2 separate regions of the Homo sapiens genome follow, and region 2 is linked to region 1. A link is a loop called in an ENCODE intact Hi-C map of the cell type or tissue named here. Cell type or tissue: heart right ventricle. All regions are shown on one strand. Each heading gives the region's core, and the rest is flanking DNA. Links, peaks and the distances in the headings are about the cores only. Region 1 overlaps ROBO1 (roundabout guidance receptor 1). Region 2 overlaps ROBO1 (roundabout guidance receptor 1).

Region 1 (11,408 bases), core at 1,620-9,619:
ACTGAGTTGCTGTTTCTGTGGGTTGCAGGCAGTCTACTCTCTTTTAATGCGCAGATGGTAGTAATAGCATCAATTAGTTGCATAGTAGTTTGCAGTTATTTTTAGAAAATTATTTTCCATGCAGTCTCTCTTGTGATCTAAACAAAGGGTCTCTAGGACTCTAGCATGAATGAATTTATCAGGCAACTGTAAAAAACACTATCTGGTTGTGGCAAAAGAAAGGCAAAGGAGGTCATACGCAGTGGCTCACGCCTGTAATCCCAACACTTTGGGAGGCCGAGGTGAGCGGATCATTTGAGGCCAGTTGTTTAAGACCAGCCTGGCCAACACAATGAAATCCTGTCTCTACTATAATTAGCCAGGTGTGGTGGCACGCACCTGTAGTCCCAGCTGCTTGGGAGGCTGAGGCACCAGACTGGCTTGAACCCAGGAGGCGGAGGTTGCAGTGAGCGGAGATCATACCACTGCATTCCTGCCTGGGTGACAGAGTGAGACTCTGCCTCAAAACAAAACAAACAAAAAAACCTACCTATTATTCATTCATCACTCATTCATTCACTCAGCATTCTCTGTGTGTAAGCAGTATGCTAGGCACAAAACAAGCACGATCCCTGTATATCTTCATGAAATGTATGGCTTAATAAAGGAAAATGATATTAAGCTACGAAACTCGTAATACTTAATTACAAATTGTGAGAAAAGTGAAAAATGCTGTTCAGGGCCCCTGAATAAGCAATGATTTAATCTGAGAACTCAGGAGTAATATGTACTTTCTATGTGCTGAAACTGATAATAGGGAGGTACTATTATTATTCACATTTATTGTCTATTATAATCATCCATGTTTTATAGATGGAAAAATCAAGAGGTTGAAAGGTTGAATGACTGTCTGAAACACATTTTAACGAACGATGGGTAGACAGTAGTCAGGCAAACTGTGTGGGGGATCTTCTAAGCAGAGAAATCTGAATATAATCTTCCAATTCAGTCTTGCATAGATCTTTTGGACCCTTGAGCAGTATAAAATATCAGAGTCAGCATTGCTGCTCTTTATATTATTGGTGATAAGCTTCAGGGAATTCTAACTGCAGAAATTGTCTGAAAATGAGATTAATATCAGAAAGGAATTGTTGTAGGTGGCCCCTGAGCCAGTGGTCACTTGAAAGCTGGAAATTCCCTGATTCCATTCAAACTGAGTCAGTCTCTAACTCCTTCTGATAGAGACCAAGGACAGTGAGTCAAGAGAAAAAAAAAATAACATACTATGTATGACACTTCCTGCATGTAAGATGTTTTAATTGTGTTCAGCTATTTAGGATAATTACACCTAATCACATAATTCCTGTAATTGGTGAAGTGACATAATTTAGATGTTTAACAAGAAATGTAGATTAAATAATTATAATGTATAGCTGCAATTTATGGATAATGATGGGCAGATTTTAAACTTTACAAAATAGTGTAATTTGAGCTTTCATGGAAATGTGCCTCACCATTTCTGTTTCCTATTTCTGACCAAGTGCAATAGCTCTGAAAGCTATATAATGTAAACTTAAGAGCTTCCCCCTGTTTCTAAGACATCCTTAATATAGAATATTCTTAAGAGACTAATGTGGTTTTAGCCTTTTAGCAGGAATCTAATATGAACTGAACTACCTTACAAGGAATTTAGGATTCCAGCTGTTTCTTCAGGGAAGTGAACGTCGAGAGGATTGAAAACTCGGCAAACATCATTGGCAAATGTGACCCTGGAACTCTCGTTCATGTGTTAATTAAATCATTGAACAAATATTTATTGGTGGCCGTTATGTGCCCTGTGTTGTGCCGGCCAAGTGCTGGGCATTCTATTTGGAGTTGCGTCCAAGAGAGCCAAGAAAAGAGAGGCGATGAGTAAGGAGGGCATATAAAACATTGCTCTCTTGCCAAGAGAGCACTAAGATAAGGGACTTTTAACATGGAGCTGAAGTTGTGAATTTTATGAGGACTTGCAGTAGAGTGGTGAATGTCAAAGTCAGAAAGAGGAGGCTGGAAACAGGGTTAGAGGTGAAGAGTACATTTCTTTTAAGTAGTTTCATGGTGAATCAGAAGAATGAAGTCAGACAAGAATACAAAATGGAGGCATTGAGTTTAAGAAAAACTATTGCCCTCCCATACTCCCAATGAATAGGCTTCCTTGAATCCTGTTAGGAAGAGTAATAAACAGCAAAACTTTGTCAAATCTTTCATGCCAAAATTTTCCTCATCCATTATTCGATCACCCTAATCATGTGAGGTATGTGCTATTATTATTCCCATTGTACAGGTAAGAAAACTGAGGTTTAGAGGGCAGTATCTTGCCCCCACTTGCTAAGTCTTAATACTAAGACTAGTAAAGAACTCCAGGTCTGCCTGACTCTGGAGTCAGCATCTCTGTAGGAAGGCTTTGTATAGGTAGAATTAAACATACAAGGATGAGAGTGCATAACCAAAAACTCCCTGTCCTGAGAAGTCTGGAAGAGATGTAACCCAATGGAAAAGTGGAGGGAGAAGCCTCAGTGAAAAGTAGTACTCTTTTTTTTTTTTTTTTGAGACGGAGTCTTGCTGTGTCGCCCAGGCTGGAGTGCAGTGGCGCGATCTCGGCTCACTGCAAGCTCCGCCTCCTGGGTTCACGCCATTCTCCTGCCTCAGCCTCCCGAGTAGCTGGGACTACAGGCACCCGCCACCACGCCCGGATAATTTTTTGTATTTTTAGTAGAGACGGGGTTTCACCGTGTTAGCCAGGATGGTCTCGATCTCCTGACCTCGTGATCCGCCCGCCTCGGCCTCCCAAAGTGCTGGGATTACAGGCTTAAGCCACCGTGCCCGGCCCTGGGAAAGTAGTACCGTTTTAACACGGAGAGTTAAAAATAGAAGTGCAGCTGCAAGTTGATAGACTCAATGGAGGGGGTTGGTAGCACTTTCATGTGAGGACTTTTACTTATTCATGAAGTTAGGGGATCCTCTGATGATAAAGCAGAGAGATGGAGGAGCCAAGATTTCTGACTAAGTAGCAACCGACGCAGAGTTCCCATGGGGCTATGATAGAAATGCATTTGTCTGTCCACATTCAGGACCAAGTTAAGCTTGCTGACATGACGTTAGTATACGTGTGAATTGGTACGGATGTGCAGGTGGAAAGGCCAAGAAGTGAACTGATACACAGTTGTGGCTTTGCCAAGCAGGTGAGAAAGAAGCTCAATGGCACAGAGATATAAAAAATGCTGGTGAAGGGTGGCTGTGGCCATTAGATGAAATTTGGATTCTAATCGTGAGAGGAAAGGAGTAAAGCATAGAGGGAACCAATAAGTAAACTACAAGTAGAAGATTCTGAGGACAGGACATTCTGATGCAATTCACGTACAAATATGTTTGGAAATTGAGGGGAAGAACTGAATATAAAGAAGTTGTAGCTATAGAGTGAGGAATGATTAAACATGCTCTTTCAGAACTCAGTCAGAGTGGAAGTTTCCCCAGGTATTCAGAAAGAGGGTATTCCCCAAAGAGAACTACTTTTCAGAAAATGTAGTCTTATGGCTTTCAGGGTTCTGTTGATACCTCAGTGAATCCTCAGTTAATTCGTCAGAAAATATGTAAAAGAAATACCCGTTTAGCAGGTATGCATGCTTATTTAAACATGTTAAACTAAAGTTAAGGTATCGGACGTATGAATCACTATTAAATGTTTTCAGAGTAGTTGATGTCAATGCCTTTTTTGATAATAAAAGTACTTTATTATAAAAACGTACCACAAAGGACCAAAAATATACAGAAACTGGATTGATTAATCCCTGCAAATTATAACCAGAGCTGCTTCACATTGTCACCTAAATAAGAAAATAATGGATTAAGGCCTGATTTGTGATAAGTAAATCACAGAGAAGAAAAGATTAATTAGTCAAGAGTAAGCAAAAGAAGTTGAAATTAGAGGAAAGGAGAAAAAACCTAGAATATGGAAAAATATATATGAGTGGCATGAAGGGAGGGTAATTAGCTGTTAAAACAAATGGAGATATTTCTGAAAAGTAATGATTAATTTCAAATGATGAAATCAAAATTATCATCAATCATTGAAACACAATATATAATAGAATTATGATAAATACATAATTATCAATGACTTGGAATTACTGTTTCCTATAATTTTTATATATATGTGTGTGTATATATATATATGTGTGTGTGTATATATATGTATATATATATATATACACACACACATTTATATAGTTTCGTTTTGTTTTTGACGGAGTCTCGCTCTGTTGCCCAGGCTAGAGTGCAGTGGGTGTGATCTCAGCTCACTGCAAGCTCCGCCTCCCGGGTTCACGCCATTCTCCTGCCTCAGCCTCCTGAGCAGCTGGGACTACAGGTGCGTGCCACCACGCCTGGCCAATTTTTTGTATTTTTAGTAGAGACGGAGTTTCACCATGTTAGCCAGGATGTTCTCGATCTCCTGACCTTGTGATCCACCCGCCTCAGCCTCCCAAAGTGCTGGGATTACAGGCACCTTTATTATATTTTAATCCATCAGATTTGGACCGTGGTCTATATGGTGAAAATTGCTTCTTGGAAAAATGACTGATTGCAATAATAATATATGTCATTATGTTTCTTATTATCATAAACTTGATACTGAGGCTTTCAAATTGCAAGTCACAATGAAGAAAGGAATATGAAAGTAAATGTGTCTGGATGTACACACCTGTGCTTATGTATGCACAAGACTGCATGCGTGTATGTGTCAAACCATGTATGTGCTTCTGTGTGTGTGCATGTGAATGCCTGTGGGTACATATGCATATGTTTCTGTGTGGAAGCCTAGAACTCAGTGAAACTGATATCTTTCTTTGCAAAGAGTTAGTAGTCGTGTTTTAATTATACACACATTAATTATACGGTCTTCCAGGAAAAATATGTTGAAAGATGTAATTCACTTTTGTTCCTAAATTATGATGTGTAATACAAGGATAGTCTATGTAAAAATGACTTCTTAAAAATTTTAAAATCCTGGTATCATAAATAAGAAAATGAAAAATAATTTAAACCTATATGGATAAAATGATAACAGTTCCATCCATTTCTTTCTTTCTTCATGTTTTGTGATCATGTTGAATTAGAGATACAAAAGGATCAAAGTGCTTGACTGGAGAGAAGAGAGTGTTTTAAGCAATACACAGACAAGGAAAGAAATCACAGCTGTTTCTGTGTTTCATAAGCAAACCAAGAAAACTCATCATGGCTAAGACTGGGAGCAAGAGAAGCTTTGTGTCTGTTCCTATCCACAGATTTTATGTGTTTCATAAAATCATATTGTTTCATTTTGCTGTTAGTGGCTGAGAAGAAAAGAGTGGCTCTCTCTTTTTCTGATAGCTCATTTAGAACATATGAAAGCTTTCCTCATCAGGCTGAGAAAATTACATCACTTAAAAACTCAGTCTTATGTACCCTTTCCAATCTGACTAGGAGAAAGTGTGGCATTTTTAGACATTAAGGCTATTTTGGATTCTTTTGAATTCCTCTAAGAGCAATTGGGTCTGATGCGATGGGTTTTTTCCTTATCTCCCGGGCTATGAAGAACTCTTTTATCATCCCAGCATTTGAGTTGGCAGAGTCCCTGGAATAGGTCAGAAAAAGCTCCTACAGAGATTTTTATATCACAGCATTGTTAGCTAAATTAATCCTTTTGCCTAGATTTTTTCCCTGAAGAGAAATTTCGTAAAGTTAATTGGAGTCTCAGGAAAAGGACTAACAAAAGGCAGAATTTCAGCTGGGTCAAACAGACTTATTATCTCAAAACCAAAAAAGATGAATTCTGAGGGAGCATACTTGGCTTTTAATACAATTAAAGCCTGAAAAGAAACTTAATTTTAATTTCATCAAGTCCACTCCATTTCCTTCAAGGAAAGACAGTTCACAAACATTTCTAGAGAGATACTTTTCAATCTTGTATTATTTAGGTTCTACAGTGGGAGAAATTATAGGTCCTTTTATAAAATCTCATAGTTATTGAATAGTTTTCTCAGTAACCTCTCCTCTTCTGTAGCTTAAATATAATGTTCTGAATTTTATCCAAATATTAGCTAGTTTCTCCCACAACACAACAGAGAAACAAATATTCCTTTTCATTCTAATTGTTACTCATAACCTTAAGCACATCCTGACACTGAAAATGCACTTCGATCTATTATTTTTAAAAAACTGGTTGTCGCTTTCCCTTCTGAGGTCTGGTTTATCCTTTAAAGCTACTGTCTTGTATCTTTCATTTGTTGTCTGTGTCTTAGATACACATAATTCCTCGTTAATTAATAATAATTAAATGTTAGACTTAAATTTTGGTGTAATTATCATAGGCTTGCCTCATTATTATACGAAGTCAACATACATCCTAAAATTCATATCTACCGTATGTGTGATGTAGATTCATGTCCGGCACTCTACTGAACTTTTATCAGGAGGAATAAGCTGATAACTAATTTTGCCACTAGATGGCACTAAGCTGCCTTTGGACGCTACTACCTTGGAAAACTTGCTTGAGAAAAATTATTTTTTAATCAAGAAATATACTTTTTAAATATTAAAATTTTCTAATTATGCATCTTTGTGGTATACAACAATTAATTTTCTGTCTAAAAGGGAGGTTACATTGAATAAAAAAGTAAGGTAAATACAATACTAGAAAATAATCACACTTGTAAGTATGCAATGAGTTTTTCATATGTGTAAATATCTGTTACGGCCACAATAAAAAGTTGAGAGCTCAAACAACAAATGAATATTACTCTTTTCTATACTGACATTTTTATCAGCCATCGCAGCGTATGCAGGAAGAGTTCGACATTGAATTTAAAATTTTCGTCCTTGCCAATCTTTATTAATGTCTTCTACAAAAACTGCTCACTGCTTTTGCTGGTATTAAATCGTTATTTAATGGTATTAAATCGTTATTTTGCTGGTATTAAATCGTGAGCTTAAAATATTAAGTTGTTTAATGGGCTCTGGTTATGCAAAATTTGGCTATTCACTTCTTTTCAGTGACAATATTTATTTGCTTTTCTCCTTTTGCTACCTATGACAAATCTCATAGTAAAGATGATTTTCCAGTATTGTATTTGCCTTACTTTTTGATTCAATCTGACCTCCTTTTTAAATAAAAAGTTAATTTTTATCTACTACAAAGATGCATAAGTAGAAAATTCTAATATTGAAAAAAAGATACGTTATACCCCACACATTAAGATTTATCATAAAATATATCAAAAAACATTAAAAATATTTATCTCAGGTCATACAACTATCATTTATCTTTCTGTGGACTAGTGATGGGTGGCAAATACAATATAGTAATTTTGTTTGTGATATGGCATGTCCATTAGATACCACAATACTTCAGACTAAACAAAGAATGTACATCAAGTTTCTTAACTCGAAGTTTTAATCAGAATTAACTGTACAAATGTTAAAACTATAGAAACCAAGGCTGCACCATGGATCAATTTATTGAATCCAAAACTATTGAGGTGAGCATGGCCACCTGCAGTGTTCAAAACTTTTAAGGGTAGCACTTATTTCACACTAGAGAAATAAGAACTGGTCCTCAGAGAGTTTGATTAAAGAGCATCATATTATCTAAGTGTTCCGCACCCTGGCTTCACACTTTGGAATATGGAGCCAGCTTTGTGAATTTGCTCTCAGCTCCTCCATGACCTAAATCAAGTTTCTTATGGCATTATGCTTCAGGTTTCCTAACTATATAATGATGACAATAAGAGCATCTACCTTATATGAGGTTGTTCTAAGAAACAAAGTGACTAATCCATGTAAAGTGTCCAAAACTTACTTAGCCCTAAATAATTGGTAAGAGCTATCAACTTCATCATCATCACCATCATCAATGTCATTGTTATTAATATGCAAAACTGTAGCTGTCCTCTATGTAGATGAGCTATAAATTTGTAGTATTTTTGCAATATTTATTTTATTTTCTTTTTTTATTAAAAAAGAAGGTGGAGAAAACAAAGAAAAAATTTAAAAGTACAAAAAAATTCTTCATAAATAATTTTATCAACTAATGTCAACAGAAAATTTAAAAACCTCAGAAAATTTATTCACGGATAGTTAAGAGTTGATTTCATGTCTTTTCCCTTTATAAAAAATCATCATTTGAGATTTGTTCATAACTTCCATTTATGAAAGTTAAAAAATGTATTTATGTAAATTTGATTTACATTCTGATATCACTAAGACCTTGAGACAATATGATGCTATTAAGACTATAACTAGACTCTTCTTAGAAGCATCTAGTAATTAAACCTTGCTAAAGTTTGAAGTTGGGCATGTTTGAACTCCATCCAAAACATTTGCAGAGAACATACAGTATAATCGCTCATGCTATTGTCTTGAGTACCACTGCCAGAAATAGAGTCCAAAGTGTATTCCACAATTTCCTCTGCCTGCAATTATCTTTCTTCTTTTATCTGGTGATGGAAGTTTTCTTCTTCCTTCAAATTTAGTTCAAGTATCACCAACTCCAGAAATCCTCCCAACAGGGCCTCAATCCACTTACTCTGAAGTCCAGCACGCCTACTGCCTTTTTGACCTCTTGAAGTATTTTATCTTATGCTTGGTATCTGTATTCCTGGCATCCTGGTGCCTACTAAAAGGAAATCTATTATTTTGATACTTAGGATTGCTTTCAATTCTTTTCTTAGGATATTTTATAATCCGAGAAGTGTTCAGATTAATAAAATGGACAGCTTCTAGATTATATGCTGAATGACTGAGGCTTCGATAATTGGTTTCATGGTTTACTGGATAGATTGAACAAATAATAAGTCAAATCTGGCGTTTAGAATGAAACAGAAAATATAACCTATCATGACAACTTGATCATTAGAACCCTTTAAACAAGATCAACATCAACCACCAATTCAGTTGACAAGAAATGTTTTTAGAAGCAATTATATACAGACAACATATGATACCAAGTATGGTGCCTCTTTGTTTGAAAGTTCTGTCAGTAATTGAATTAAGCAGCCTTTTGAGATTATTTTGACCATGTATGGAAAATGTATTTCATAATGTTTATTGTCCAGAATTTAGCCAGTTTTAAATGCTGACAGAAAGAAAGTAGAAAGGCTTTTTTTTTCACTTTATAAATTATAAGAGTGAGGTATGTTTTTGATGTTTATCAAGGAGTTAATTGATTCATTCACTGTTTCATCATTATATTGTTATAGCATGTTCATGTGTGATTTAGTCTCCATTAGATATTGCTAGAAAATTAATCTAGTTTAAGATACTCATTATGCCAGCAAAATGATCAGTTGGTACAAGCATTTTTATAATTAACTTACCCACATAGATAAATAAAGAGGTAATCTTATAGTAGCACAGAGGACATGATATGACTGGTGTCTGAAGAAACACATTTTAAATAGCAGTCATTAATTTATAGATGAACGTTTATAGGGAAAAAGCCCCCTCAGTTGGTGTTAAACCATGATATGTTGTCCAAATTTGCAGTAATTTTAAAGTTACGTGGCCAAAAAATATTCAGGACAGTAAAATACGTCAATAGTGCAGTGCATTAGTGACTTGTAATGGCAAAATGTGTGAAAGTGTGTCATTTTATATAATTGTGTGTGTCTTTCCTTATGCAGGAAGAGTATCATTCCACTCTTAAAATTATAGATTAAATTTGAGAAAAGAGGTATTTAGTTTAAATTCTTGCATTTCTGGAGTTTGTTTCCTTTTATTAAAATGGCAAATAGGTCTCAAACGTACAAGTACTGTTAAATGTATCCAGACGTCCAGCATGGGAAAACATTTAATAAAATTAAAGCACACCCAGACACACCTTGGATTCCCATACATATGTTGAAATCTCAAGACAGATTTACAAGAACAGAAAGTATTATCTGGGAGATCAACAAATAGAGGAAAGCTTCCCCAGTCACAAATCACTATTAACTTCTAACTGCTGCTGTGCTGGAAAACCATTTATAGCTTCTCAGGATATCAACGTCTTCCTAAACCAAATCCAAAGAGGAGACACAGACTGAATCAAATAAAATCTTTCCTCTGACCTTTGCTTATTCCTTTGGACCCCGATGACTTAACACTTAAACCTGAATCATATTGCATTTCCCTGTGTCAATATGAATAGCCGTATCTATATGTAATGATTATTTTATGCCAAACACTATTCTTAGTGTTTCATAGTTACTAAGATGTTTAATTATTGTAACATCCCTATAGATAAATAGTATTTTTTCACAATTTCATTTTATAGATAAAGAAATTGAGGCAAAGAGAATAGCTTACATGACCAATGTCACATAGCTATGTAAGTGACGAAGCCAGAATTTAAACCAAGAAAGTCAGCTCCAGAGATCATGCTCTTAACCGATATTCTAATCCACCTAAAAAACACACCATCAGACAAACCCCAATTTTGTATTTCTTTCTGGGAATAGAAAGAGACTAAAAAGTTGGTATGTAAAATGCTATCCCCCCATTAATTTCATATTTTATTTCTTGTTTCCACTAATCCGCAAATGAAATTAGATTCCACTTATGAAGTTTAAGAAAGTCAGGAGCCAGATTTCAAATTTTATATGTACGGAAATACCTCTGGCTCCACAACTAGAGAAGGTTAGTGCTAGAGGTTAGCAATTAAACTTAAATGAGACTCACATAAAACAAAGTCAAAATTAAGGAATCCAATTTGGCAATATGTGGTGTTTTAGAAGTCTTATGTTCTCTCCAAACCACCTTGTCCTCAGGGAAATTCATTAGCTTACAACCAGACTTGTGGTAGATCCAGTTCAGTTGAAACATGTATATGTACCCTCTCTGTAGTTGCAGTTTTCAGTTAGGTAAATACTTCAGATAAACAGTGTCATTATTTTTTTCTTGTGTAACTGAGGATAATTGTAGAAATTATAACTAAATTCTATATAAACCATGACCTCCTTGTAATTACCCCAATTAATGTTTTTAATTGACATAATGATTTTCTTTTTAGCTGACTACCTGAGGCATTTCCATTAACTCTCTGACATGAAACGCATACTGCAGTTGCTCATGGGATGGACATCTAACAGGTTTTTGCCCCTTAAATATATAGAGAAGCCTCTTAACTTACAAACAGGGTGGGCTCTCAAAGGTTATTGTCACTGCCTTTGTAAATCCAAAGTAACTTCATTCAGGCATGTGCCCTCATGACTTGTTAGAGTCAGGAAAAGAAGAGAGTAGTAGAGCATGCTTCTAATAATTTTTTAGGTGGAAATTTCTAGGGTAATTTTTCTTATTGTTTCAATGTACCATTTGGGCCTTACACTAATGATTATGAAGATAAACTCCTCCAGAAGCAGAAATAAAGATAAATGTAA
Region 2 (11,408 bases), core at 1,059-9,058, 280 kb after region 1:
AGAACGCACTCTTTCTGAAATCTAAACTTAGCATAAAACTATCTATTAAAACTATGATTATTCTTATTATAATAGACAAATAGAAAAATAAAACATACTATAATCTAGAAATAAAAAGAAATGTAAAGCAGAATTTAAACATGATAAAGCTAATATTATGAATCAATGAGAAAAAAAGACTTTTTGTTAAATGGCTCCCAATACTATCAGTGATGACTGGAATCATCATTTACTGAGTGCTTACAATGTGCCAGTCACTGTGCTTTATTCAACAATCTCAACAACCATGTGAACTAGGTATTATACACATTAGGCTCATTTTACCGATAAGAAAATAGAGGTATAGAGAGGTTAGGCCCAAACTCATAGAGGTAGTAACAAGTGATAGAACCAAGATTTGAACTGAAGTATATCTGCATCCAAAGCCCAAACTTTTAACTGCAAACACATACTGCAATTTGAGGAACAAAAATTATACTGGAATTTCTGTCACAGTTCTTACATCAAAAAACAAAAGAAAGGGAAGGGAAAGGAACAGGAGGGAAGCGGGGGGAGGGGAGGGGAGGGAATGGAAGAGGAGGGAAGGGAAGGGAAAGGAAGTTCACTTCTAAAACAACAAAAGTAATGGAAGAATCTTGCATGATGTATTTTAGACACTATTTAAGACATGAAGGTCTTTCTAATTATGATTTATAGCCAAAAACAAATAAATAGAAAGATTAATTGGCTTGCCTTTCCACGTAAAAACAACCTGTTTTAAAAAAATGAATAAATGGGCCAGGAGCGGTGGCTCATGCCTGTAATCCCAGCACTTTGGGAGGCTGAGGCGGGTGGATCACGAGGTCAGGAGTTCGAGACCAGCCTGGCCAATATGCTGAAACCCCGTCTCTACTGAAAATAGAAAAATTAGCTGGGCATGGTGGTGCATGCCTGTAGTCCTAGCTACTCAGGAGGCTGAGGCAGGAGAATTGCTCGAACCTGGGAGATGGAGGTTGCAGTGAGCCAAGATTGCACCACTGCACTCCAGCCTGGGCAACAGAGGAAGACTCCGTCTTAAAAAAAAAAAAAAAAAAGAAAGAATAACTGGATGATATATATCAATGTTTATTTCTCCAAAATGCAAACAACTGTCGTAAATTGACTAGAAAAAGAATACACAACGCCAATAGAAAAATAGGCAGATGATTGGAACAGAAAATTTATGAAAAGCAAATGTATCAAGCAAACACATGCAAATGCGTTCATCTATTTCACAACCAAATAAATGAGAATAAATACAATCATGAATATTCTTATCTTCTAGATTGGAAAATTTTTCTGTGAATTATAGTATGTAATCTTCCTGAGAATGTGGTAACTGTTAGTGAGAGTATGTATTGGAGACAATTTTTAGGTAAACAGGCTGATAATTATCAAGTTATGAAATGTGTGTTCTCTTTGATTCAGCAAATTTTGTTTCTAGAACTTAATCTCAACAGCATGATAATTCAGTGAACAAATGTACAATATTGTTCATTAAAACGTTGTTTGTAATAGTGACAAACTAGAAACAAACTAAATTTCTGTAAGTGTAAAGTTAGTTAAATAAATAATGGCATATCAATAAAATTGACTAGTCGGCTATTAAAAATGATGACGTTTATTTTTAGTCATTGACCTGGAAAGTGCCAATTTTTAGAGGAAAAATAAAAGCAAGGTTAGTACTTGTTCATCTAATGCTAACAATGGGGACCACTGGGGTTAGGAATTCTAAGTGACAACTTTGTATCTTATACTTTTCTCTATTGGTTGCATTTTCTATATGAATAACCTGAGGTATATGATTTAAATAATAATTTCTCAAAATGTATAAGGAAATTCAGATAAGGTTGTAGATTTCTTCATTATGAGATGTATTTTCTTTTGTTAACTGGGAATTAATACATTTTGCCTTTTATGAAAGAAACTAAGTATGTTAAAAATAAAAATGACTTTACTAAAAGCGAGGAATACAAGTTTTCTAGAATTTTATTTTGGAAAACAAATGAGTCATCCTATCATTTGTATCCAACTGTACATTTAATTATTTTACTCTAGTTTTTCCCAATATTGCCAAATTAACTTCTCAATTTTGTTCCCATAAGGTTTATTAAAATATGGGTAAAATATGTCATTGCAAAACACAAATACATGCACACACACAGTGATCTAATGGAATCAAAATAATAGTTTCCTATCATAAGCATTCCCAAAATAAGCTTAGAGATAATTAGCTTTTGTTAACATTTGGTTATTATTAATTACAAGCCAGATAATTCTTCTTCACAAAGAAAGGATGTTAAAATTTATAGCCATTAAATATCACTAGTCTTACTTAGAATACTGAGTGTTCCCCTGTTGGTGAAAGAAAGATCCTTTTGTTGTTAAGTAAAGAAAGTTAATCAGAGTTAAAGATGTGCTTCTTACCTTTCCTGTTACTCTCTTTACAATGTGCTCACTGTGTTTATTTTCAAAGTAATTAAATATAACAATCCGGTATATACAATTTAAACTTGCATATTTTTACAACATTGTTAAGACTTTGTATATTTTGGAAAATGTGACTCGAAGAACTACAATTTAACTTCTACATGGCTTACTAAATAAAACAAGCTTTAAATCATTCTACATTCTGATATTTTCTCTCACCAGAGTTACAGGCAAAGTAGCCTGGACAGTAGCATAAACGCTACATCACTTTTATGAGTAAAATTAATCCATCCAGTTTAACAAGATAGTGGATGTTTATAATGAATAATTCTAAATCAATTTAGAAGTCATTCTGTTATACATGGATCACATAGCAGATATTATAGTGACAGAGTGCTTTCCCATATCGAATAATCAGCAGAATTAAAGTCTTGCCCCATGAGAAACAGATCAAATTTACTGTGAAATTGAACACAACCGTCATCAACACTAGTTGAGTTTAGTATTGTGATGCTATTGTTCACCATGACAGAAGGCGACAGAAAGAACCTTTTTCCTTTCCAAAATTGTTGAACTCCCACCAACAATCGAAGTAAATAAGTTTTAATCATATGTAAATTGGGATACCCTTGGTACCAGGAAATCACAAAAATGTCCACTTAATTAACAAGTCTTTAGAAAGACGTGTTTCAGCAGTATATCAGCACTTGATAAACAGTTATCAATATTGTTTGGGGTAGATTAACATGAGTTAGGCTACTCAAGTTGTCTTTATTACACCTTTTGTTTCTCCAACAAAAGACTTTTTTTCTAAATTTTTCCTTGATTCACTCCTTATTTTATTATTATTAGTCTTTCAAATTTCAAAAATCACAAGCTTAGCTTAGCATCCATTTCTACTTGATAATTAGAGAAAAGAAACAAGGTGGGGGAAGGAAGAAATAAGGAAAGCAGGGATGGAGAGAGAAAGCGGGGAAGAAAAGAAGGAAGGAACAAAGAAATGAAGGAAGGAAGAAGGAAGGAAAGAAGGAAGGAAGGAAAGGAAGGAAGGAAGGAAGAGAAAGAAGCTGGAAAAGAAGGATACTGAAGTAATTCATGTCACTTTATTTGAGAGAAAGAAAAATTGGTTAGGAGTATCATCTTTTACTAATCACATCATTAAAGGTTTGGAAACCTGCCTCTATTTCATTAAGAAATTTTAACAATTTTGAAATAATGAACGGGAAATAATCTAGAAACAGTGCTATTTATATTAAGTCGATGCACTTTAGGTTTATATCAAGACATTATAATTTCTAAAATGAAAGGCTTATGCTTAAAATTAAGGAAAATCCTTTGACTGTTTTTTAATTTATTTTTCAGTTTTTCTAGAGTTGTGTATCTAAGTTCTGATGCAAACAAATGCCTGGAATTCCCTCTATGTTTTAATATGCATCCTGTCTTCTGTTACTCAAAATTACTAACTACACTTTTCAATAAAAATATTGCATATTAATTAAATATGATTATTTTTATAATTTTTAATAACATCACTAGCAGCTGCAGTAATTATTAAAGGTACATATCAAAATGTTCCTTAATTTAGTGAACTATTCATCACATTTCTCTTTAAATTCTTGCAAACCTATAGAAAATATGTTAGGACACCATTTCCCAAAATGCTCCTATAAAAGGTAGAGAAAATTAAGACCTCATAAAGGAGTTTTATAAATATCCATAATTACATAACATTGTTGATTATTGCATAATAATTCATCCTTAAATATGTTTTGATATATTAGTAAAAAAAATAAAAGATTGTCTCTTCCGTAGAATATATATTAGTAAGCGGGGCAGGGCAGGGGAGCGGGGGAGTCTGATTCTATAGAATTGAGGTGTCTGCATACTGTTTTTCACTGACATGCGGGAAAATATCGCTGCATTTCCTAATGATCGCCCTCTTGTGGAGACCCTGTAGTTTGCACATAAAGCTGTGTAAGGAGCACATTTTCTTCAGCTGTCTGGGCAGCTTATCTTTTCTCAGGTATTCTTATAGATAATGTGATATGTCTTGTACCAATTGTCAAGCTTTTTGTGTAAGGTCAGCTTAATCTACTTATTGTACTGGAGTAGAAATGCAAAATATATACTCTAGTAATCATCAAACAGCTGGTTTTAATATAATTGTACACTCGTGTACATTCATTATGCCAGTGTGTTAAACTTTTTAAAAAGACAAGAGCTTTTAAATATTTAACATTTCTTTTTTTTTTACATGAAAGAGATTTTTAACTGAATAAAACCTTTATCTTGCAGAACTGTGGTATGGTCACCTCCCCATCTGGTTGCCCACATTAGCATTACTACCTTTAATTCTTTACTACACGGAAGCTTTTGAGGGACTTCTTTGGATACAATATTATTGTCCTCTGTACCTAGATAAAATTCCACATAACACCTAAAAAAAAAAAAACTCCATTTGTTAATTACCTAATTGTGAGCCACTAAATGTTTACAGAGGTATTCTATTGATCTTTTTACTTTCAATGTCTATCGCATTAGCTGGCCGTTAATAGGCTCTTATCAGCTGTTTGTAATAATAATACATTAACAAACAGAGAAGTTATTAAGGTTTTCTTCTTTATCACATTGGTTAAAATTATAGACATGGCTTTGCTTATAGAGAATATATACTTAATTCCCTTAAGATTAATTAATCAATTTGCTGAAATTTATAGTAATGAAGTTACGTCCTGAGGCTAGACTACAGGAGATCTAAACTTTTATCTTTAAACACACTTCCTTAGCACTTGACTAAGCAGAGTTTCTCTTGTCTTCTTCCATCTGATTAAAACTATCATATTTTGCTACTTCCTAGACACAAAAGTAGAATTGCCATCATTCTCTGAATGAAGGAAAAGGTGCTATCCACTGTTTTAGTGCTATTGACACAAAAATTGTGGCAGTGACAGGCCCCACAAGCTCATCACTCTCTTATGTACAGCAGCACTTTATCAGGAGCTCCTCCCTGTTCTCTCATTTTGATTCTACTTGCCCAGAAAGAAGAAAAATGTTTTCTCATGCCTAACCTTGCCTATCCGCCCTTTAAACTGCATCTTCAATCAGGTCTCTTTCATGAAGTCAAGGGAAACTGACAGTTAACTATGCCCAAATAACAAAAATTAAATCAACATGACTCAACATGTTCCAATCACACATGTTAGTGTTTCTAAATTTTTGTGGATTAGGATAGCTTGCAATGATGACATCAGGGCAAATGCCTTAAACAGAAGTGTCCAGAATAACTAAAATTAAATAAGTAAAGAAATTGTTTAATTCTAAGCCCTCAAATTATATCAGTGATTTAAGGGCTCACTTTGTTCAAATATACAACTAATAGGATATTGAATTTTGGAAGGTTTTATTAAATTACTAGTGTTTATGCTTTTGTTAGTACTATGTTATTAAAAAACTCTCCAAAGGTACATTTCTCAAACAGTGTCTCTTCATTTTGTGCAAAAATATATGTCTTGAAATCATGTTTCTAAGTAGAGATATAAAAATGTTAGTAACTAATATTGCTTGCTATAAATAAATCAATATTTTTATGCTATGTACAGTTTTATATTGTTTAAATTAATTTATAATTTTATATTTTTCAACATTGACTTTTTTCTCTTATTAGAAAATAAATTTTCTATCTCATCTCAGCAAGATTTCAGATTTTTTACACCTTTCTGATCAGAATCTCAATAACTAAATTTTACTGAATCCTCTTGTGTGCTGGACACTGTCTTGGGACCTGAACATGTTTTCTTCTGCAGAATCTCTGATGTAGTGGGTAAGAGCGTGGATTCTGGAAATCAAATTCTTGGACCCAAGATTCAATTCCACAATTTAATAATCATGTGAATTTTGACAAATTATTTAATATAGCTAAACGATAATAATAGAGCATGTAAATACATTTGTTGTGAGAATATATAAAAAGCATTTGAGGAAATTCCTGGCAATAGAAAACACTCACTAAATTTTAGCTAATGTTTACATTCACAACAATCCGATCTGTTTTATTATTCTCTTTTTTTGAGATGGAGTTTCGCTCTTGTTGCCCAGGCTGGAGTGCAATGGGCGATCTCGGCTCACTGCAACCTCTGCCTCCTGGGTTCATGCTATTCTCCTGCCTCAGCCTCCTGAGTAGCGGGGATTACAGGCATGTGCCACCAAGCCCGGCTAATTTTGTATTTTTAGTAGAGACGGGGTTTCTCCATGTTGGTCAGGCTGATCTCGAACTCCTGACCTCAGGTGATCCGCCCACCTCAGCCTCCCGAAGTGCTGGGATTACAGGCGTGAGCCACCGCCGGCCTTTATTATCCTCTTTAAACAGATGAGAAAACTTAAGATTAAATGACTTGCCTATTGCCACACACAGAAAAAAACTAAATTGATAAAGTCAGAATTCAAATCTAGCAACTGTCTAAACTATGCTTGCAGGCAATAAACTAGATGACTTTATAATCTAGAAATGTTAAAGGCATTCTGTTTTTCTTCCAGAGTCAGGCAGTACAATAAAATTAATCGTGGCTTAAATCTCAAGCTTTCAAGGTGAAAAACACTGTAATTCTACAGACTAATGTTGAGACTAGAATAAGCTAAGGAGTGACTTATGGCAACAAAATACTTTTCTGGAAGAAGTTTGGTTCAGAACCATAATTGAAATTCCCTTCATGAAAATCTTTGTTTAGTAGATTTTCTCCGAAGATATCTGCCACTCTAGATAAGAACCCTGAGAGAATTGTCTTTTAGCATAGAATAGGGTAATACTTCTCAATTAAAAAGTACTTCAGTTCACAGTTGAAGTCTTCTTTTCATTTACAGTAGATTACTTTGCCCTTGATTGGCCAACGTAGAAGAAATTCAAGGGCTAAGGTTAACTTGGATAGGACGACAGTTTCCTACCATTTCCCAGTGACAAATATTTCAGTTAAGAATAAAATTTTGAGCATACTGCTAAAAATATTGTGGTTGAATGTTTATTTCTGTTTGGCCCTGGTTTGTTATTATTTCAAACATAAACTGCTTTCCAGCCAGTTTATTTGCAATTCCCAAGTAGGAAAACATGATAGGTTATAAATAGATAAATGTGGATTTTACCATCAGATAGATAGACAAATAGGTATCTATATATAGCACAACAATGAATTATTTTCAAATATCTTCACAAACCACTACATTTGAAAATAATATCAAAATATTTAATATTTTCCCCTCTAACATTTTTATTTCCTGCCTAAGAGCTAGATATCTGAAACCCTTTTGTTTTTTTCTTCATGTCCATTATCAACTCTTTCCTGGTAACTCTTCGCAAATATACTTTTGTTTGTTTGTTTGAGACAGAGTCTCACTCTGTGGCTCAGGTTGAAGTGCAGCGGCATGGTCTCAGCTCCTGCAGCTTCAACCTCTTTGGCCCAAGTGATTCTCTCACCTCAGCCTCCCGACTAGCTGGGACTACAGGCATGCACCACCACACCCTGCTAATTTACAAATAAATATTTCTTTAGTCACTCAGAGTAAACTAGAGCCATTTCCCAATTTGTGTATAAGGCGTTCCTAAAGGCCTCATTAGAAATCAACTGCATGATAGCAGATCAATATACTATCTGAGATAAGGACAGTTTCGTTCCTAGGGAGCTAAAAATAAGTTCAACCTGCCTCCCTCCACACCATCAACCTGCCTCTCTCCACACCATCAACCTGCCTCTCTCCATACCATACAAGTGAGGTTCAACCTGCCTCTCTCCATACCATACAAGTGAGTACACAGTGAGCCAAGAGGCATGGGAGTGAGAAGGTGTTGGGGAGAGATTTGAGGGTAACATAGTAAGACACTGGGTGGGGCAGGCATAGAGACAACTAACTGGGATTTCTCCCCAGTATGAACTGGAATTTGGGATTTTGAACCACACTTGAGGCTCTGGAGCATTTTCCCTTATCCACTATGAACATTTCTACATTTGGTCTCTTCTATCTCACTTCATTAATCCACACTCTTGTAAATATTTATTTTCTTATTTTAAGAAAATTCATTTTCATCTATGTGGTGATTATCATATATTGAACTTATAATGCATCCAATATTATGAGATTTATTAGGTGTTATGCTTGTAAAAATGCATCTTTACTTCCCTCTTAAAATTTCTACTTTGCACACACACATATATATGATTTGCTCAACCTTTAATGAGTATCATAAATGCATAATAAGTATAGACAATATATGACTTTTCTGGATGGCAAATTTCCAGTATATAGATGGATTGACTCATGTAAATTTAGTCAAGCCAGGAATAGGATTGCTGTTTATACAGTTAGAACAGTTATTTCTTCTAGCTATGGAATTTCTTTTTAGCATCTTAGAAGTATACATTTGAATGAAATACATCATTTTCCAAATGGTTAAGTAATAATTACAATTGCTTAAAAGTCTTTGAATTTATAAGGACACTTTAAAGTTAGCTTTCTAGGTAATATTTTCTTTTGTATATTTCTAATAGTGAATGATAATAGAAAAATAATATTGCCATTTCACCAAAACATCCCATTTAAGAAAATGATATTAATAGACTCTAAAAATAGTCTTGGCTAAAAGACCAATGTAGGCAAATGGTAATATAGCATTAAATGTCACTATTGTTAATTATATCATTTAATCCTTTAAGTATTATAAATTTTCTTGACGTTGCATCAAATTTTCCTATACTTTCCCAAATTGATGAAGAAGCCATCCTTTCCAAACTGTCACAAAAGCTAGATTCTACGAAATGAGCCAAAGAATGAGATCCTTCATCAAGACATGACATGAAACTTTAGCCAGGCAGTTTGCAAAAACAGCTAAAGGTCTCTATTGTGTTTGTTAGCACCACTATGTCAGCTTTCTTGTGTTGGCAGCTTTGGGCTTTTCCGAGGAAAGCCCCAAAGAAAGTTGTTACCAGCATATATTCTACAGTTCACAGAATCTCAAAAAGGACACATTAAAACTGTTAGAATCCCCAGGGCAAATGTGGAGATTAAGTAACCTTCTCCCTCAACAGAAGCCCCGAACAGACAAAGCTCGGTATTGTGTATTCAGTACACTATCTTTTTCCAGAACTGAACTTTACTATTGTGCTCAAAGATTCGAGTTTACAAAGTGTTTGGGGGCTTTGCATAACGGTTCACTGGCACCACCACTGACAGCCATCTGAGTGTGGGAATTTTTTTTAAAGTCATGATGCCCATCAAATGATTGACCTATCGTATTAATGCAATGGCAGCATCTTAGCAGGAGGGGGAGGACTGGAGAAGTTTGCATCAATATCTATAGCAAGCTTCTTTTTCACAAGAATTTAAGGAAAGCAAAAAAAAAAATCCTATCGGAAAAAAATGTGTCATTTAAAAGCTCTATTACAGGGTAGTATATGGCTATTTAATTATAAAAAAAGAATGGGTTTTCAGGCAAAGCGTTTGGGCACACTATAAGTCGATTTTCTTCTATGGAAATTTTCTTCTATGGTTTCAGCATTTTCATGTAAGGTGAGGCATAACTCTTCAATTCTAAAATTTAGATACGCACCCTCAACTCTGGGCCCTGATTTGCTTGGCTCTATTCAGAAAGGTTTTTCTTTGGAGGTAGTAAACTAAAATATATCCCAAGATAAACTGCCAGTTCATGGTCAATAGTCTAGAAAAGGTTAAGAAAAAGTTGAATATTTAAATAAACAGAGATTCTTAATTACTCTATCCAACTGGGGAGATACTGGACTTATTTTGGTCAGAGAATGTTTCATCTGAACCTTTTTAATATACCACCTGGAAAACATGAAGGCTGCATGAATTAGAGCGGCCATGACCTTTCCTAAAATTTACATATTACTTACTCATTTCATTGAAGGATCAAACATGTTTTAATAGGCATTAATAGTAATAATGCTTTATGCAAATACTGTTTTTCATATATCTTGTCCATTTTTATGCATTTTTATGCTTAAACTTTAGTTTATATCCCTATAATTTAAGGCAGGATTTTAAATATTGAGAAACTAAAGTAGAAACTGAAAGATAGTCTAGTTTTTTTTAATTGAAAGAATCTAATGTCATTTTATCTTTGGGGACTTTATAGTGTATGTTAGTATACTTAAACTTGATACAAATTATGAACATGTAGTAAAATGCTTTATTATGTGAGTGGCTAGAAACACATATTTTCATGGACAATGAGAAGACAGCTCTCAATTTCTCAGTACTATGAGTAGTGAATTACTAAATGACTAATAAACTACCGGTACCAAAACAACGTAACTGAAAGTTAATATTAAGAAAGGAAAAGGAGGTTTTGGAAATTTTTCTTAAAAATAATGATTTATATGATGGTTTAAATAATATGTATAATGCATATCAAGAATTAGCAATTAATTTTTCATTTTTAAACATGTACTTAGTATCAACCCTGTAACACTTTTATGAACACACCACTAACATTATCATCTTGTTTATATTCTTGTTCTTTTTAATAATATATATAAACTTTTGAAACAAGAACATATGCCATTAAAAATTATCATCATCTGAAGCTTTGTTTCTGAATGTTTTTTAATAAAAAACATTTGACACTGACATTTTTCAAGTGTTCATTTTTATTTAAAATATAGACTCTGATGTACAGTTCTGACCATTCTTTAAGCAAAATACTCTGGTACTTTTAAAAATGGACTATCGCTTCTATAAATGTGAGTTTCTTTACAAAATTACATTGAGATTATTATGTTTTTTATTTTATTTTTTTTCTCACCCTGTCTTATGGTGTGGATACATTGAGATGAGCAGGCACTATGGGTTTTCTTTCTGTATAACATTAGTCGTTTGATTTAAATTTTTGTTTACTTTCACTGGTGATGTTTAATTTTATACCAGATCAGAAAATAATGAAGTGGATATTGAACACA

The links. Hi-C counts contacts between places; a loop is a spot of excess contacts. Peaks named below come from ENCODE experiments on the same cell type or tissue, not always from the same donor. Only the 100,000 strongest peaks of a DNase experiment are listed, where the experiment ranks them.
Region 2: a loop joins it to region 1, with 28 times the contacts of the local background. A loop is called at or near these places in 56 of 110 quality-filtered maps.

Annotation. Positions count from the first base shown.
Region 1 is chr3:79,357,055-79,368,462 of GRCh38, reverse strand. The region is part of intron 2 of ROBO1 (roundabout guidance receptor 1); the gene reads left to right. Among named protein-coding and RNA genes, the nearest start is that of MIR3923, 150 kb to the left of the region's middle. In heart right ventricle, for the core only: a CTCF peak has its summit at 6,497 (motif pointing right); no DNase peak of the experiment used is centred there; H3K27ac peaks cover 1,313 bases.
Region 2 is chr3:79,079,605-79,091,012 of GRCh38, reverse strand. The region is part of intron 3 of ROBO1 (roundabout guidance receptor 1); the gene reads left to right. Among named protein-coding and RNA genes, the nearest start is that of MIR3923, 420 kb to the left of the region's middle. In heart right ventricle, for the core only: a CTCF peak has its summit at 4,388 (motif pointing left); a DNase peak (open chromatin) is centred at 4,342.